Linked DNA regions of Homo sapiens: region 1 is linked to region 2. The links are chromatin contacts, found by Hi-C or POLR2A ChIA-PET in ENCODE. All regions are on one chromosome and are shown on one strand. Each heading gives the region's core, a stretch centred on a gene start or an enhancer-like site at or near the end of the contact. The rest is flanking DNA. Distances are from core to core; before and after follow the strand shown.

Region 1 (3,849 bases), core at 950-3,449, 43 kb before region 2:
GAGCCTTAGAAAATGTTACCAAGCTGTGTATTTTTATTCTTGCTTTTCCTCTATTGGTTACCCTTAATATACATTATAATTTTTAATTTTCCTAAAAATGTCTGCAGTTAGTAGTCTTAACCTCCTCCCTAGGAAGACAAGGACTTTAATACATTTTAACATCCCTTCAATCTCTTGCATGATCTTGCCATCAACTCCTATTTTTGACATTATTATGTTCTAGCTTCTTTTAAAGCATATAATGCTTTAGATATATCAGCATGTTTTGTTGACTTATTTGGTCCCTGTTTTTCCTTGCATCCCATTCTTTTTTTTTCCCCCTGGTCGAAGTAAATTGTTTAGTATTTCTTTCCAAGATAGCTCCTGAGAAGTTAGCTTTTTTAGGTCTTATAAGTCTGGAAATATCTTCTTCTTGTCTGCTCTTTTGAATGATGGTTTGACAACTGGATACAGAATTCTGGTTTAGCTATTTTGCCTTGGAACTTTGAAAATACTTGTCCATTGTTTTTTAGCAGCTCTGGTTATTGAGGAGAACAGTTCTTCTCTTATTCTGACTATACTCTTTTTTTTTTTTTTTTTTTTTTTTTTGTGGGTAATCTGTCTTTTCTCTCTGCAAGCTTAAGATTTTTCTCTGTATCCTGGACCTTTTGAAGTCTTACTGCAACATCTCTAAGTTTGGACTTTTCTTTTTTGGTACTTCTTGTGACTGTTTCTAGTGCTCATGTCTTTTATTAATTCTGGAAAACTTAGCCATGATCTGTTCAAATATTGTATCTCTTCTGTCCTTTCCTTCTGGTATATATATGTATACATATAAACATATGGATATTTATATACTCATATGTATATAGTTTTATATCTCTTAACTCTGATTTATTTAAATATCTTTATCTCTTTACATTCTGTGAGATTTATTGTTTCTTCGTAAAATTAACTAATTTTCCCTTCAGCTGTGTGCAGTTTATTCTTTAGACCATGTGTTGAATTTTTTACTTCACGCTTTTCCATCTAAAAATTTCCAATTGGTTTTTTTCATAAGTATTGTTTTTTCTATAGCCCTACTTTTGTTTCACTGATGCTAATGCTCCTTTTCCTCTTAGAGAATTGTAAACATCATTATTTAAAGTCCATTTCAGATTGCTTAGTTATTTCTATTTCTTTGTATAGGTTTCCCTTCTATTGGGCTTATCAATTACCTTTACAGTGCTGATTTTCTTGTGTAAATTTATTTTTTAAGAGCCTATCTTGCATGGGAATTTTCTTGAATTCATTCTTCCCTGTATGGTAATTCAGCAGTTGCCTCAACTCCACCAGGTCTTGTGATAGTGTGGATAGAACAGCCTTCTGTTCAGAGGCTGGCAGTGAAGTTTTAACTCTGGCTTTATGCAGTGTACTTGGGTCATGTGTGGGGCAGGCTCAGGCCCTTTTCTGTATAAACACTGAAACCCAAAACCTACTGTTCATCTTTGGGCATAAACCGAGCATCCTTTAGTATTGTAGGTTTCCTTTTCTTTTATGGTCCATGAAAACTTTCTTGCTTTTGGACAGAGTTTCACTTTCATATATTTTAAAAATCATTATCCATTATTTCTCGCTTTTGAACAGGGGGCAATTTTGGCATGTACTTACACTGCCATTTTGGTCTGTTATTTTCGTGGGATTTAAAAATAAGTTTTATTTTCAATAAATATTTTTCACACAGGTAAACATGTTTTTACTAAATCTTCTTTATTAATTTAAGATATAATATTTCAAATTACACTTAACTGATATGGAAGAAATAATTGTGAACATTGGTACAAATTATGTATTTTGTCATCTTGTACTTCAAAGCTCCTTGGATTAAACATTAATGAAGAAGAATCAATAGAGAGAACAGAAATAAAGCGCATATTCAGTTGAAGTCTGAAGGAGTTTTTAAGACTCTAGAGAAGAGAAGGTGTAAAATACTAACTTTTGTTTTTTCAGCTGATTTATCAATGTGATTCACACATTTCTGAGGCCACAAACAGGATATATGGCATATGTTGGCCTAAGAAACAAAACAAAACAAAACTCTTCTTTTGTACTTTATTCGATAAATAGCTAAAGCCTACATATGGAATTTTTGTACTGATTCACTCAACAAACACATTGACTTTATATGAGTTGAACTTTATTTAGACATAATGAGAAGCCATTGGAATGTCTGAAATGTGAGGAGACATAATCAGAATTATGCTTTAGGATGTTTGTTTTGGCAAAGGTATGCAGGATGAATTACAAGAGAGAAAAACTGGCCGGGAGCTGTGTCTCATGCCTGTAATCCCAGCATTTTGGGATGCCGAGGCGGGTGGATCACCTGAGGTCAGGAGTTTGAGACCAGCCTGGCCAACATGGTAAAACTCCATCTCTACTAAAAATACCAGTAAAAGAAAAAAAATTAGCCGGGCCTGGTGGCAGGCACCTGTAATTCCAGCTACTTGGGAGGCTGAGGCGGGAGAATCACTTGAACCCAGGAGGCAGAGGTTGCAGTGAGCTGAGATCACACTACTGCACTCCAGCCTGGGCAACAGAGTAAGACTCCATCTCAAAAGAAAAAAAAAAGAAAAAGAAAAAGAGAAAAATTGAAGAATTAGAGAGCTAGTTAGTGGGCTATTGCAAAAGAAGCATTGGGAGTAAATGATAAGGACCTGAAGTAGGTTGTGGCAATAGGGATAGAAAGAACAATATAATAAGGTAAGAATAAGCAGGACTTGGTTGCTGATAGTAAGTGGGAAGCAAGGAGTCAAGAGAAGTCAAATATGAACTGTGGCATGGGGAGAATAATATTGCCATTAAAGAAATTACTAAATCAGACTGCTAGGATTAAGGAACTAAAGAGTCTGCTCATTTTAATGTGTTATGAATTTATAAACTCTTTTTCAGAAGGAATGGTAGCAATAAAGAGGGAAGAAATAGGGTAATAGTTTGAATGGATAGAAGGCTAAAATCTTTCTTAAAGTTTATGCATGCTTGGCTGTGTTTACTGAATATAATCTATTTTATGGGGGTCCCAAAGAAAATTTTTCTGTAGCCATCACAGCTACCTGTAAACATTTATTGTTCATTACCATATGTTTAGAAAATAGAATCAAGAAAGAGCCATTATTTTCTTTTTGATTTTCACATGATTTGGATTTTCCACTGAAGTTCAAGCAAAAGTCAACTTGGGATCTTGGGAATGAACTAAGACGTGGAAATGCTTAGGTCCAACCATGCTCTGAGGAAGGCTTTATGATGGAGATGGAATCAGATACTGAACGAAAGAATTTGAAGTCATTGCAGGGTTATCTCCAGCCAGAGGGGAAATGGCCAGTCAGGAAGAACAACTGGCACAAGGAGCCAGAGCAGTGGCTTGCCGATAACCCTTGGGAAGAGCAACCCTCTCTTTAAGGAAGTCACAGAATTAGCTTCCTGAAAAAACACATTAGTTTGACGATTCACTTGATCTCAAATGAGGTATGGATCATGGTGATTCTTAAAAAAAATGAGGCAGTTTTAGAAAACTTGAGGAAATCCCTCTTTTAGGTTACAAACACCACAAGGGTTTTAAAACAAAAGCTCTTAGCTAAGGGATAATAATTTCCATATGCACGTTTGGTTCTAACATGAGAATATGTTTCCAAAGACGGGTGTATTGTCTGTCTTCAAGGGAATCTTTAAGGCTTATAGAGGCAACTGGCTAGCCACTGAATTCCAGTGAACTCCTGATAGACTCTGCCCATCCCTAATATGTTTTCAATGGTGAGAAATTCTGCCACTGGCCACTGCAGAATTTTCTTTGCTTCCAATTTCCCCATAACAACAGGGCTTTTTCTTGTTTGAGGA
Region 2 (3,913 bases), core at 988-3,487:
ATTCTGGCCCTTCTGCTCGGGGAAGGGGTGCTTGGAAGGGACTGTCAAACACATGGCAGGGCCCCAGCAGGGGAGCTGGTTTTAGCTGTGGAGAACAGTGGTAGAGCTGTGAACAGAGCTGGAGAACGATGAGGTTGGAGGGATTGGATGGCAATGAGTAACAACTGGCCCTGGGTCTGGCTGCTGAGACGGCAGCCAGCCCAGCTCCCTGGATGTACTTTCCTCTTATACATCCTGCCACTGACCTGCCTCACATCAGGGCCTCCTGCCTGCTTCCAGTGGTTCTTCTGGTTTCAGTCCTTGGTTTTCACATTAGAAAAGCACACCCGGCGAGAACATGTGTGTGTTCTTCCTCCTATGGGTGGAGGGAAGAATCCTAATTTAGTAGTTTGTTTATTACTAATACTGGTTAAACTTTCAGTGCGTAGTATTATGGTGGGTACAGGGGTCGCAGATAACCATGCAGCTATGTGGTCCCACCTTTACGGAGGGGATGATGGAAAGCACCTCTGGAATGGTGCAAAGTCCCTCCCCTAGGACAGGGAATTTGAATCGTGGAGTGGGCTTGTTAAAATGCAGACTCTGATTCAGCAGGTCCGTGGTGGGTTTGGAATTCTGCATTTGCAACCAGCTCCCAGTTGACATGGATGCTGACAGTCCATGGCACTTTATATTTTCTTTTCTCATGGCAAGAGTAACTTTTCAGCCATTTACCATATTATTGTTGTTTACAAATGCATCCCTTATTTCCCACTAGGTTCCAAGCCCCTTGAAAATATACTGTTACTGACTTGGTGAATATATAATGATTAATTGCCTTGATTTGTCAACTAGGGGGTCTGGAATCTAAACCCACTTCTGCTGCAAATGAATTTCGTGACAATGATCACTTTCACTGAAATCCCCCCATCTCTATATTGTACAATGCAAGGAGCAGGTGTGGACTAGAATTTGGGTGTTATTTAAAAGCAAGAGCAGGACCCAGGTGTGAATGAAGGAAAAGACTCATGTAGTGGTGGGTCACAGGGAACCCAAGAATGGATATCATGTCTTTAGGGCTCTAGAATTTTTTTTTCTTCCCAGAATGTGGATCCCATGTTGCCAGACCATATAAATTTCCAAGAAGGTGGAAATCTGATTTTTTAAATTAATGTAAAAATCCTCTCACTTTTAAGTGTTGACAAGTAAAATAATTTTTTTAAAAGGAAAAGAAACACTGATAATGAAATGATAACTTTTGCAGGCCAAAGACTGCCTAGTTCGCAGCCTCTGGCTTGGACTAGGCTCAAAAGCTTTCTACCAGCAAACACATAAGAACTACATTCACAAACAGCAGCCACGTCAAACCAATAAGAGCAACATTCATGATGGACAAACCAAACCAATTCCAATGGTGGTTTGGAAGTGGCTGGTGTCTCAGAGCTCTGGACATAGGATCCTGAGTTTCATATATAAGACTGGTGGAAGGGGCTGTGCATTGAGCACTGGCAGGTTATATGAGCTCTCTCAAAGGTATTTGCTCCATGCATGGCTTGTAGTTGGGTTTGTTCACATGTTTACTGTTCTGGAAGTTGTGAAACATGTTTCCAGTTTTTGAGGTGGCTGTACTCACCTGTAAAATATTCCGGAATTATGAGAGTCATTCTCATAGAAATAATGGGGTTTATAGGATAATCCAAAGGAGGTGATAACCCATCAATCAGAGAGTAGTAATCTTTACCTTTTAACTTCTATGATCCCTTTAATAGGAACCACTTGTTCAACTGTCAAAGTTTTTCTCTTGATTCAGGTGCCATCACCAGCCCTGATTAGAGACTACTACACTTTTCCCCAAAGGTGGCGCAGTATAAACGCGGAGATACACTTTATTTTATATGGATATAAATATCCCTAAATTAGGGTGTGCACTTTCTTCATATAACTTTATTTGGTTGCAGAAAAGAATTGAGGGTCACAGAAGAGTATTATAAGAGCTGCATCTTCAGTAGTTCACAACAGATCCATACCTATCTATCATTTTCTGATGTTCAGTTTTTCTGACTTGAGTTCTCTGGAGCTAACCTTATAATGACACTTAGCCTATTTGAATTCTTTTTTTCCCCATCCTTCTTAGATTGTGTAATTGTTTCATTCACATGATGATGTGTCATGTCCTGAATTTTATATCCTGGAAAACACGTAGTAAGTCAAACTTGCTCAGACATGATGACACTACATAGACATGGCTGATTGTAAGAGGAGACAAATGGTTTAGTCTTAGATGTGAGATAAAAATTGGGGTTACTGGCAAGCATTAAATATTTATAAAGCAGCCAATCTTTGGTAGTCATCAGGGAGTGTTTCTGTATGAGGCGTGTCAGGCTTTATAATTAGTTATGGGACTTATTATTATTTGAGTTTTTTGCCATGCTATTTTCTGCCTGTGAAGGACCATTATTTTAAATGTGTAATAAGAAGAGAAATATTGTTTGAGAAAGTGGTCACTTTTCAGTTTTTAAACTTTTGAATAATAATTTATGTGACAGACTCAATCTAGTAGTGACTTTGAATTTTTTTAAATTACATTTTCAAGGATAGTGTTACACCAAAATAAAGATCATGAACTTTAGTGTAAGATAAAAATAATTCTAAAGGTAGGTATCTTCATCTGTCTTAAAACTTTCTCCATTAGGAATAATAAAAACAAAATAAAAGACACAAAGCAAACCTCACATTTTCTTCTGGAAAACACTGTACTTTTGATTCTTAGCAGAAATGGCCTTGTGAATACTTACGGCATTTGTAAATATAACTAAGAAAGGGCTTTTTTTTTTTTTTTTTTTCCTGAAAGAAAGTTGCTACATTACCATCATAAGTTTCTAAAAACTCTTCAGGGAGAGGAAAAGAAAAAAATCCTCCAAACCTTAATAAAAGTTCCCAGCAAAACCATTAGGGATTTCAATTATGAAGCTGTTCTCAAGACTCTTGTAAAGGTTATTTGTTGAACAATTTCTCTGTAACAGTGTATGACAAATTACTCGCTTGGCACTGTAAATGATGCACAAGCCCTTTAATTAGAATATAGCACTCGATATCTTTAAGACCTTCTAACATTTCTTAGTTAATATTATTCCTCATGAGCCTTTCCAAAGAAATGAGGACTTGTTTGTAGAATCGAAATGGGTGATGGAGGAGGGTGGACAGGGACCTTGCACAGGGCTGGGAATATCCAGAAGCCACACAAAGAAAGGAAGGCTCTGACCCCAACAAGTTTTGATTGCAAAGGCGACTCTGATAACAGAGTTTTTTTTTTATTATCCATTGCTTTTAGCCTTATTTACCATCAGGCTCTCTTGCCACAAGCATGCTTTTTAGTTCTGACAGCCCTGAATTATGGCCATTGTGGGATCCTATCTCATTAACTGAAATGGGAGAATAAAACATCAAACAATCATAAAAATAGTTTGGCACTGTGAAACCACTTAGGAGCAGCTGTCAAACAGGTTGGAAGATAAACTTCTAAATAAAAAGAATAGAGACAGCTGCAGTGTCCTGCCATATGCTTCCTCGGCATTATAGACTCCTTAATAATATGAAGTGCCCGTGTTTATGCAGAATAGGCCAGACACTCCATATATGATATTGATTATGCCTTAACCCCAATTTAGTAAAGAAGTACTCCTCCTTTTCCTAATCAGATATTGCAGAAGCAGTTTTCTGAAAGAAAAAAATGTCCCTAATGCCAAGCCATATTTTATCTGCGAAGGCTGTGGCGGGAGATAGGGCTTTGTCTTGACTGTCATTGTGGCTAGGAGCCCAGTTTTAGGACAGCAAGGCCCCTCTGGGGCTCTTCTCCAGCAGTTTCCATCCAGCGATTCAAAAACATACATCTTTATCAAGCTGTTGTTGTCAGACAACATTAGATAATTAATAG

What was found. Hi-C counts contacts between places; a loop is a spot of excess contacts on that map. ChIA-PET counts read pairs that join two places held with the same protein, here RNA polymerase II (POLR2A). Pooled maps may share reads with other maps.
Region 1: a loop to region 2 is called in a map of PC-3, with 8 times the contacts of the local background. The contact joins two enhancer-like sites. A Hi-C loop is called at or near these places in 2 of 168 maps with a recorded cell type or tissue (PC-3 and endothelial cell of umbilical vein) and 1 of 50 pooled maps. POLR2A ChIA-PET finds 5 or more read pairs at or near these places in 3 of 52 experiments (OCI-LY7, PC-9 and activated CD4-positive, alpha-beta T cell).

Annotation. Positions count from the first base shown.
Region 1 is chr3:169,496,086-169,499,934 of GRCh38, reverse strand. All of the region lies in intron 1 of MECOM (MDS1 and EVI1 complex locus), which reads left to right. Among named protein-coding and RNA genes, the nearest start is that of MECOM-AS1, 50 kb to the right of the region's middle. Within about 2 kb of position 2,199, at least 3 of the 41 ENCODE cell types and tissues checked have a DNase peak (open chromatin) inside an H3K27ac peak, as active enhancers do; they include PC-3, PC-9 and endothelial cell of umbilical vein, where a contact is called at or near this core.
Region 2 is chr3:169,453,300-169,457,212 of GRCh38, reverse strand. The region is part of intron 1 of MECOM (MDS1 and EVI1 complex locus); the gene reads left to right. All of the region lies in intron 1 of MECOM-AS1 (MECOM antisense RNA 1), which reads right to left. Among named protein-coding and RNA genes, the nearest start is that of MECOM-AS1, 7.4 kb to the right of the region's middle. Within about 2 kb of position 2,237, at least 4 of the 41 ENCODE cell types and tissues checked have a DNase peak (open chromatin) inside an H3K27ac peak, as active enhancers do; they include PC-3, PC-9 and endothelial cell of umbilical vein, where a contact is called at or near this core.